Regions from separate parts of the Homo sapiens genome. Here region 1 is linked to region 2. The links are chromatin loops, found by intact Hi-C in ENCODE. Cell type or tissue: PC-9. All regions are shown on one strand.

Region 1 (5,000 bases), 67 kb after region 2:
GATCTGCCCGCCTCGGCCTCCCAAAGTGCTGGGATTACAGGCGTGAGGCACCATCCCTGGCCTTTTTTTTGGTTTTGTTTTTGAGACAGGGTCTTGTTCTGTCTCCCAGGCTGGAGTGCAGTGGCATGATCATGGCTCACTACAGTCTCAACCTCCCAGGCTTGAGCGAGCCTCCCACTTCAGCCTTCCAAGTCGCCAGGACCACAGGTGTGCCCCACCACACCTGGCTAATTTTTATAGTTTTTGTAGAGATGGGGTTTCCTCATGTTGCCCAGGCTGGTCTCAAACTCCTGGGCTCAAGCTGTCTGCCCGCCTTTGCCTCCCAAAGTGCTGGGATTACAGGGAGTAGGTACTGCACCTGACCACCCTCATGTATATTCAAACCAGAATTTAGGGGTGGGTGTGGTGGCTCACACCTATAATTCCAGCATTTCGAGAGGCTGAGGCAGGAGGATTGCTTCAGGCCAGGAGTTTGAGACCAGCCTGGACAACATAGTTAGACCCCATCTCTACAAAAATAAAAAATTAGCCGAGTACAGTGGTAGTGTACCTGTAGTCCCCAGCTACGCTGGAGGCTGAGGCAAGAGGATCACTTGAGCCCAGGTGTTTGAGGCTGCAGTGAGCTATGATTGCACCACTGCACTCCAGCCTGAGTGACAGTGTGAGGCTGTGACTCAAGAAAATACACAAACCAAAAAAACCCGAGAATTTAGCATGTGGGCAGTAAGTTCTCAGGACTAATGAATCCAGGGGGCTTTTTTTGTCTAAAAGGAAATCTTTTTGCATCATGCCTTGAGGTCCCTTGTAATGGCCTTCCTGCCCCTTCTCCCAGGAAGGGATTTTGTTTTTTAGCAAGTGCTCTTCCAGGATCCTGGGCTGAAAGAAAAGGAAGAAACCCAAATTAGCTTACGTGCACATGGCCTGATTAGCTGTTCAGGGCAGGCAGAAACAGCCTGCAACTCAGGAACTGAATTCCCTGAGCGGGGAGGTTTGAGGTTGCTGTGGTTCCACAGAGCATGGGGGACAGAGGCCTGAGGATGCCTCCCCCAGTCCCTGCCCCTCATTCACAGGTGCCCTTGGACCAAGAAGTAGTAGTGGCCCCAGAAAGCCCATCTCCTGGCCGGGCGCGGTGGCTCACACCTGTAATCCCAGCTACTCAGGAGGCTGAGGCACAAGGATTACTTGAACCCGGGACGTGGAGGTTGCAGTGAGCCAAGATCGTGCCACTGCACTCCGGCCTGGGCAACAGAGGGAGACTCCGTCTGGAAAAAAAAAAAAAAGCCCATCTCTTGATTTTCTGTATACACTGGGGCTTAGTCTAAACGCATATGTCCCCATGTTCAGAGGTTTAGGCCTAAGCACAACTGGACTTTTGGTCTCAGGTAGTAAATATGGGAATTTTAAAAATTATTTTAGTGGCCAGGTGCTGTGGCTCACACCTGTAATCCCAGCACTTTGGGATGCCAAGGCAGGTGGATCACCTGAGGTCAGGAGTTTGAGACCAGCCTGGCCAACATGGTGAAAACCCGTCTCTACTAAAAATACAAAAAATTAGCCGGGCATGGTGGCGGGCGCCTGTAGTCCCAGCTACTCGGGAGGCTGAGGCAGGAGAATCGCTTCAGAGTCCTGGAGGCAGAGGTTGCAGTGAGCCGAGATCACGCCACTGCACTCCAGCCTGGGCGACGGAGTGAGACTCCATCTCAAAAAATAATAATAAAAAAACCCCAAAATTAGCTGGGCGTGGTGGTGGGCACCTGTAATCCCAGCTACTCGCTCGGGAGGCCGAGGCAGGAGAATCGCTTGAACCCGGGAGGTGGAGGTTGCAGTGAGCTGAGATTGAGCCATTGCACTCTAGCCTGGATATCAGGGCGAGACTCCTTCTCAAAAAAAAAGAAAAAGAAAAATTTAGTGTGAGCCTCATTACTGCATCGTATATAAATTATGATCCAAGGGGCTTAGTTCATTACAACTAATTGAGACTCAAATGGGACTTGGGATGTATGAACAGAAGTATGAGGGGCAGGATGATAGAGGTGACTGCCTACTCAGCTCTGTGCTTCCCTGATCTGCAGTGCCAGACTCTGGCTGGCTCGGAGGACAGCCAGCCTGGGCAGGAGACTGGAAACTCCTGCCAAGAGTGGCAGGGAGCCTATTGGTTGTGTTTTGACTTTTGTCATAGTGATGTGTGCCAGGCTGATTTTTTTTTTTAATAGGTCTTTTCTTCTTTGGCCTCTGGGTTTATTATTAAAAAGAAATGTTGGAGAGAAAGAAGCTAGCATTTAATGAAGTCCCTCCAGGAGGTGGCCCCAAGCACGCTGTGCACACACTAACCCAAAGCAGCCAATATTTGTTTGATGGATGGGAAACTGAGGCCAGAAGTCTTGTCTCTGGGAGACAGAGAAACAAATTCCCAGGACAAATTTCTGTAGGCATTGCAGGGAAGGAGCCATCTGTTTAATATAATAAACATTTTCAACAAAGGAAGGGTAGGAGGTATTCATGTATAAGCTGCACAGGCGGCCTTCAGCAGAGCTGGGTGCAGAATGGGGGTCCTCTGTTGTCAGGGAGGTCCGACTGAGGACGTCTGCACTCCCTGCCACCGCAGCAAGTCCCTGAGTCCGTCACTGAGGTCCCCCTTTGTAGGAGTAGGGTGTGCAAACTGCAGGTGTGCTTGCTGGGCTGGCTGGGGCTGGGGCCAAGGGGCAGAGGTGAGCATCCCCCTTACAGGGGCTCTTTTTGCAGATGATTGAGTCGAATGACATTTCAGAGGAGACGATCAGGACGAAGGAAACTGTGGAGGGTGAGTGGCCACCAGGCCGGGCGGGACTCTGGGCTCTGGGAAGAGGCTGGCTGGCTCTGCCTTCCTGCTGGGTCACATTTTGGTTTGCATCATCTGCCATTTGGTAAGAGTCACCTCCTGTGTGCTGTGAGCTATGTACTCCTGCAAGGGAGGAGGCCAGTTTACGGAGGGATAGGCATTGCACCAGCCTTCCAAGTTGCTGTCTTTTTTTTCTTTTTCTTTTGAAACAGATTTAACGGAATAGTAAACTTAATGGAATATCAAACCTTATTATTTGTTTGGTTTATATTTTATTTTTATTTATTTATTTAGTTTATACTTTACTTTTATTTATTTATTTATTTTAGACGGAGTTTCGCTCTGTCGCCAGGCTGGAGTACAGTGGTGTGATCTCAGCTCACTGCAACCTCCAACTCCCTGGTTCAAGCGATTCTCCTGCCTCAGCCTCCCGAGTAGCTGGGATTACAGGCATGCACCACCATGCCCAGCTAATTTTTGTATTTTTAGTAGAGACGGGGTTTCACCATGTTGACCAGGGTGGTCTCGATCTCCTGACTGCGTGATCCGCCCGCCTTGGCCTCCCGAAGTGTTGGGATTACAGGCATGAGCCACCGTGCCTAGCTGGTTTAAACTTTAAAAACAGGTCTAAACTTCAAATGGTTCAAAGGGCATATGGCAAACTAACTCTTCACTGTTCTCTATTCTTCCCTCCCTGAAGGCGCAGTGTTAGCTTCTTTATATCCCCTTTCCAGAAATATTTTGTGCAGGTACGAGCAAGCAAGTGACACAAATGGTACCATATCTTCCATTCTTTCAGCTCCTTCATTTATTCCATTTAACAATGTATCTTGGAGAGGGTTCCTTATCAGTAGTACATTCTTTTACAGGGTACAGAATATTCCATTGTGTGGAGGTACCATTGTGTATTTAGCTGGTTTCCGATAACAATCACAGATTGTTTCCAGTCTTGGTCAGTTACAAAGATGGTAGACTGTTTCCAGTCTTGGTCAATTACAAACACCACTGTAGAAAATTACCTTGACTTCCATTGGGCTCAACCAATTTTAATTCCCACCAGCTGTGGTTGAAAACCTGTTTCCCCTCAAACTCCCATCAACAAAACGTTTGATCAGACTTTGTGATCTTTGCCAATCTGAAAGGTAAAAGGTGTAACTTCAACTCACCTTTCTCTTATGTGGATGAAGTTAAGAGGTATTTCTATTTGCATTTTTTTTTTGAGACGGAGTTTCACCCTTGTTGCCCAGGCTGGAGTGCAATGATGCGATCTCAGTTCACTGCAACCTCCGCCTCCCAGGTTCAAGCAATTCTCCTGCCTCAGCCTCCTGAGTAGCTGGGATTACAGGCATGCACCACCACGCCTGGCTAATTTTTGTATTTTTTTTTTTAGTAGAGACGGGGTTTCTCCATGTTGGGGCTGGTCTTTTTTTTTTTTTTTTTTAAGACAGAGTCTCACTCTGTTGCCCAGGCTGGAGTGCAGTGGCACGATCTCAGCTCACCACAACCTCCACCTCCCAGGTTCAAGCAATTCTCCTGCCTCAGCCTCCTGAGTAGCTGGGACTACACGTGCATGCCACCATGCCCTGCTAATTTTTTTTTTTTTTTTTTTTTTAGTAGAGATGGAGTTTCACTATGTTGGCCAGGCTGGTCTCAAACTCCTGACCTCATGATCCTCCCGCCTTGGTCTCCCAAAGTGCTGGGATTACAGGCATGAGCCACCATGCCCGGCTTCTATTTGCATTTCTATTTGTGTCTTTTGACCATTTTTTTCTGATTGGGTTATTGATCTTTTTGCTGATTTTTAGAAGCTCTTTATGTATGACATTGCAGACATTTTCCCCACTTTGTCATTTGCCTTTTTACTTTTTTCTTATGGTGGTGTTGGCCATGCAGATATTTAAAAAATCAGGCCAGGTATGGTGGCTCACACTTGTAATCCCAGCACTTTGGGAGGCTGAGTTAGGAGTATTGCTTGAGCCCAGGAGTTCAAGACCAGCCTGGGCAACATAGTGAGACCCTGTCTCTACAAAAAATACCCCCCTCCAAAAATTAGCCAGGTATGGTGGCATGCAGCTATAGTCCCAGATACTTGGGAAGGTGAGGCGGGAGGATCTCTTGAGCCCAGGAAGTGGAGGCTGCAGTGAGCTACGATCATGCCACTGCACTCCAGCCTGAGCAATAG
Region 2 (5,000 bases):
CCAGGCTAGAGTGCAGTGGCACAATCTTGGCTCACTGCAACCTCTGCCTCCTGGGTTCAAGCGATTCTTGTGCCTCAGCCTTCCAGGTAGTTGGGACCACAGGCACACGCCACCATGCCCTGCTAATTGTTTTTGGATTTTTGGTAGAGATGGGGTTTCGCCATGTTGCCCAGGCTGGTCTCCAACTCCTGGGCTCAAGCTATCTGCCTGCCTCGAGCTCCTATTTTTAACTTTTTTTTTTTTTTGAGACGGAGTCTTGCTCTGTTGCCCAGGCTGGAGTGCAGTGGTGCGATCTCAGCTCATTGCAAGCTCTGCCCCCTGGGTTCACGCCATTCTCCTGCCTCAGCCTCCCGAGTAGCTGGGACTACAGGTGTCTGCCACCACGCTCGGCTAATTTTTTGTATTTTTAGTAGAGATGGGGTTTCACTGTGTTAGCCAGAATGGTCTCGATTTCCTGAACTCGTGATCTGCCCGCGTCAGCCTCCCAAAGTGCCGGGATTACAGGCATGAGCCACTGCACTCGGCCACTATTTTTAACTTTTTAAGAAACTGCCCAACTGTTTTCCGAAGTGATTGTACCATTTTTTATTTCCACCAACACTACGAGCATTTCAGTTGTTCTGCATCCTCATCAGCACTTGGTATTGTCAGCTTTTCAAATTTTTAGCCATTTCCCTTGATGGGAAGTGGTATCTCTTGTTTTGATCTGTATTGCCTGGATGAGTAATGATGTTAGTCATCTTTTCATGTGCTTATGGGCTGTTTGTATATCTTCTTCGGTGAAATGTATATTCAAACCTTTCACCCATTTTTAATTGGGTTGTTGTCTTCTTAGCAAGTTGCAGAGTTCATTATGTTTCCTGAATACCAGCCCTGGCTGGGCGTGGTGGCTCACACCTGTAACCCCAGCACTTCCAGAGGCAGAGGCAGGAGGATTGCTTGAGCCCAGGAGTTTGAGACCAGCCTGGGCAATGTAGCTAGACCCAGTCTCTACAAAAAATAAAAAACAATTAGCCAGGCATGGTAGGGTGCACCTGTAGTCCTAGCTATCCAGGAGGCTGAGACGGGAGGATTGCTTGAGCCCAGGAGTTGGAGGCTGCAGTGAGCTATGATCGTGTCACTGCACTCCAGCCTGGGCGATAGAGCAAGACCACATCTCAAGAATAAAAAAAAAAAAAAAGAAAGAAAGAAAAAGAAAAGAATGCAAGTCGGGCCAGGCATGATGGCTTACACCTGTAATCTCAGCACTTTGGGAGGCTGAGGCAGGTGGATCATTTGAGGTCAAGAGTTCAAGACCAGCCTGGCCAACATGGTGAAACACCATCTCTACTAAAAATACAAAAATTAGCCAATGTGGTGGCAATGGGACGCCTGTAGTCCCAGCTACTTGGGAGGCTGAAACAGGAGAATCACTTGAACCTGGGAGGCGGAGATTGCAGTGAGCTGAGATTGCACCACCTGGGTGACAGAGCAAGACTCCGTCTCCAAATAAATAAATAAATAAAATAATGAAAGTTTGTTATTAGATACGATTTATAACTGTTTTCTCTGTGGGAGGGATTTTGGGCAGAGAAGAGGCCCTGGTGGGGGGGCGGGGGTCAGGAGGCGGAGGGAGTTCCTTGCACCTCACTTGAGTCTCAGCAATGCTCTCCCTTCTCTGCATCTGGAATTCCTAGGTGAGAGGGTCCCCCAGCTGAGCCACGGGAGCAGGAGGCTCATTTGGTCACCCACAAGGTGGGATATTTACTGTCACCAGAGACCATCCCCACTCACCTTTGCTGGCATTGGAAATGCTGACCCAGCCTAACCAAGCTCTCGGAGAGCTGTGCCCAAAGCTCACAGTCCGGCTCCCTCATTGAACAAGCCACCAGGAGGGCCAGGTTCTGAGGACGAAGGGAGCAGCCTTGTACCCCAGCATGATTGACTCCCGGCCCCCAGAATTCCCGGGGCACCAGGGGCGTTGGAATGTTGGATTTAGCAGCCCTGAGGGCCAGGGCTGGCAGGCATGCCCAGTGCTCTCGTGGGCGCACCCCGGCATGTCGGCTCCACTGCTGTGTGCCTGGGGGCAGCTTGTTTTCCTCTGCTCTTAAAACTGCCAGTCTGAGGGAGGAAGTGATCCTTCACTCGGATGTGCCAGGACAGGTAGTAGCATTGCTGACTCATCGGATGCCCTCACGCACATTCCTGACGCGAGCATTGTGGGTTGGCATCTGTATTCATCAGAATTTTTTTGGAAATGCAAATGACATTGTCCCTCAAATAGGTTTAGGAAAAAAAAAAAGGCCAGGTACAGTGGCACACACCTGTAATCCCAGCACTTTGGGAGGCTGAGGTGGGAGGATTGCTTTACCCCAGGAGTTTGGGACCAGCCTGGGCAACATAGTGAGACCCTGTCTCTACAAAAAACTTGTAAACTTAGCCGGGGCAGGGGATGGTGGTGGTGGCATGCACCTGTGGTCCCAGCTACTCGGGAGCCTGGGAGGTTGAGGCTGCAGTGAGCTGAAATTGTACCACTGCACTCCAGCCTCCAGCTGGAGTGGCTCACGCCTGTAATTCCAGCACTTTGGGAGGCCGAGGGGGGCAGATCATGAGGTCAGGAGATCGAGACCATCCTGGCTAACATGGTGAAACCCCGTCTCTACTAAAAAATATAAAAAATTAGCCAGGTATGGTGGCAGGTGCCTGTAATCCCAGTTACTCGGGAGGCTGAGGCAGGAGAATGGCATGAACCCGGAAGGCAGAGCTTGCAGTGAGCCGAGATTGCGCCACTGCACTCCAGCCTGGGCGACAGAGTGAGACTCCATCTCAAAAAAAAAAAAAAATGAAGAGCCCAAGTGGCCAGCTTCAGGCTCAGCTGGATCTAGGCCCTCCTCGGGACTCAGCTGTGCTGTCTCTGTGTTGGCACCGTTCCCTGGCAGGCTCTCCCATGCGGTAACCAGGATGGCCCCTGCAGCTTCTGGCTTCCATCCTACACCCAGGCAGCCCCAGAGCAGGGAGAATTCTTCCTAAAGGTTTCAGCCACAGCCTAGGCCCTGAGACGCCTCACCTGATCTTCTCTGATGGCCAGGCCTGCATTATGCATCCCCTCTAGGAGTGGGAATCGGGTCAACCCACATAAGTCATATGAACCAAGGATGGGGAAAATGTAGGCTGGGAGCAGTGGCTCATGCCTGTAATCCCAGCACTTTGGGAAGCCGAGGCGGTAGAATTGCCTGAGGTCAGCAGTTTGAGACCAGGCTGGCCAAGATGGCAGAAACCCCCTCTCTACTAAAATACAAAAATTAGCCGGGCCTGGTGGCGGGCGCCTGTAGTCTGACTTACTCAGAGGCTGAGGCAGAAGAATTGCTTGAAACCAGGAGATGGAGGTTGCAGTGATCCAAGATCGTGCCACTGCACTCCAGCCTGGGTGTCAAAGTGACTCTGTCTCAAAAAAAAAAAAAAAAATTGGGGAAAAGGGACCGGGTGCGGTGGCTCATGCCTGTAATCCCTGCATTGTGGGAGGCAGAGGTGGGAGGATCACTTAAGGTCAGGCGTTCAAGACCAGCCTGGCCAACATAGTGAAACCCCACATCTACAAAAAATACAAAAATTAGCCAGGCATGGTGGCAGATATCTGTAGTCCCAGCTACTCAGGGGACTGAGGCAAGAGAATCACTTGAACCCAGGAGGCAGAGGTTGCAGTGAGCTGAGATCATGACACTGCACTCCAGCTTGGGCAACAGAGTAAAACCCTGTCTCTAAAAATAATAATAATAACAAAATGAGTGAAGAAAAGGTTTCTTCAAAATCTGTGACCACAGATATGGCTGGACAGACAAGGGCATCTCCTGTATCAGAGATTTCCTGTGTTTCCGAGGTCCAGACATGAGGATGCTTTTGCCTGGAATCCTCCATCCGACTATGGTGCTCTGAATTTTCTCTCCCCATTGGACGGTGCTCCCCAGGGCAGAGGCCGAGTCCTGCCTGCAGCTCTGGGGCAGAGATGGGGCCTGGCTCATGGTGAGCCTTCTGGAAACATTGGGTGCAGGAAAGTTTGTGAGTATAGGATAGTGGGGAAGAGGCCTGGGGGTGGGGGGCTTGTCCACCCCTCCGGCCCCCTGCAGCCAGTCCCATCTTGCTGCCCCCTGACCCCCTAAACAGATAGCATCATGCCTGGAGGCTTTGCTCCTCTCCAGAGTCCCTTTTGTAAAGCGCTGGTGCTCCTATAAGCTCTTCTGTGCTTCATCATAAGGACACAAAGCTGGCCGGGCGTGGTGGCTCACGCCTGTAATCCCAGCACTTTGGGAGGCGAGGCGGGAGGATCACTTGAGGTCAGGAGTTTGAGAGCAGTCTGGCCAACATGGCAAAACCCTGTCTCTACTAAAAATACAAAAATTAGCCGGGCGTGGTGACGGGTGCCTGTAATCCCAGCTACTTGGGAGGCTGAGGCAGGAGAATGGCTTGAACCTGGGAGGTGGAGGTTGCAGTGAGCCGAGATGCTGTCACTGCGCTCTAGCCTGGGCGAGAGAGCGAGAGTCCGTCACAAAAATACATTTAAAAAAATAATAAAGACACAAAGCTTTTGATTCTGAGGTTACTGTACTAGCAAGCATCACACACTTTTTTTTTTTGCCATGATTAATATGTAATCTTTGCTTTTAGCCCTTTTAAAAATATTTTGTTTTTATTATTTGTAGAGAACAGGGTCTCACTATGTTGCCCAGGTGGGTCTTGAGTTCCTGGGCTCAAGTGATCCTCCTGCCTTGGCCCCCCAAAGTGCTGGGATTACAGACATGAGCTACCACACCTGGCCCTTGTTTTTTCTTTTTTTCTTTTCTTTCTTTTTTCTTTTTTTTTGAGATGGAGCCTCACTCTGTTGCCCAGGCTGGAGTGCAGTGGTGCGATCTCGGCTCACTGCAGCCTCCTCCTCCTGGGTTCAAGTGATTCTCCTGCCTCAGCCTCCTGAGTAGCTGGGATTACAGGTGCCCGCCAACATGCCCAGCTAATTTTTGTATTTTTAG

The links. Hi-C counts contacts between places; a loop is a spot of excess contacts. Peaks named below come from ENCODE experiments on the same cell type or tissue, not always from the same donor. Only the 100,000 strongest peaks of a DNase experiment are listed, where the experiment ranks them.
Region 1: a loop joins it to region 2, with 2.1 times the contacts of the local background. A loop is called at or near these places in 11 of 110 quality-filtered maps.

The regions. Positions count from the first base shown.
Region 1 is chr7:74,378,064-74,383,063 of GRCh38, forward strand. CLIP2 (CAP-Gly domain containing linker protein 2) reads left to right here. Exons shown (of 17, transcript NM_003388.5): 11 at 2,743-2,800. Among named protein-coding and RNA genes, the nearest start is that of GTF2IRD1, 73 kb to the right of the region's middle. RefSeq lists enhancers at 2,237-2,737, 2,738-3,238. In PC-9, no CTCF peak of the experiment used is centred here; a DNase peak (open chromatin) is centred at 2,878; H3K27ac peaks cover 820 bases.
Region 2 is chr7:74,310,753-74,315,752 of GRCh38, forward strand. The region is part of intron 1 of CLIP2 (CAP-Gly domain containing linker protein 2); the gene reads left to right. Among named protein-coding and RNA genes, the nearest start is that of CLIP2, 24 kb to the left of the region's middle. In PC-9, no CTCF peak of the experiment used is centred here; DNase peaks (open chromatin) are centred at 789 and 2,129; H3K4me3 peaks cover 1,243 bases; H3K27ac peaks cover 2,615 bases.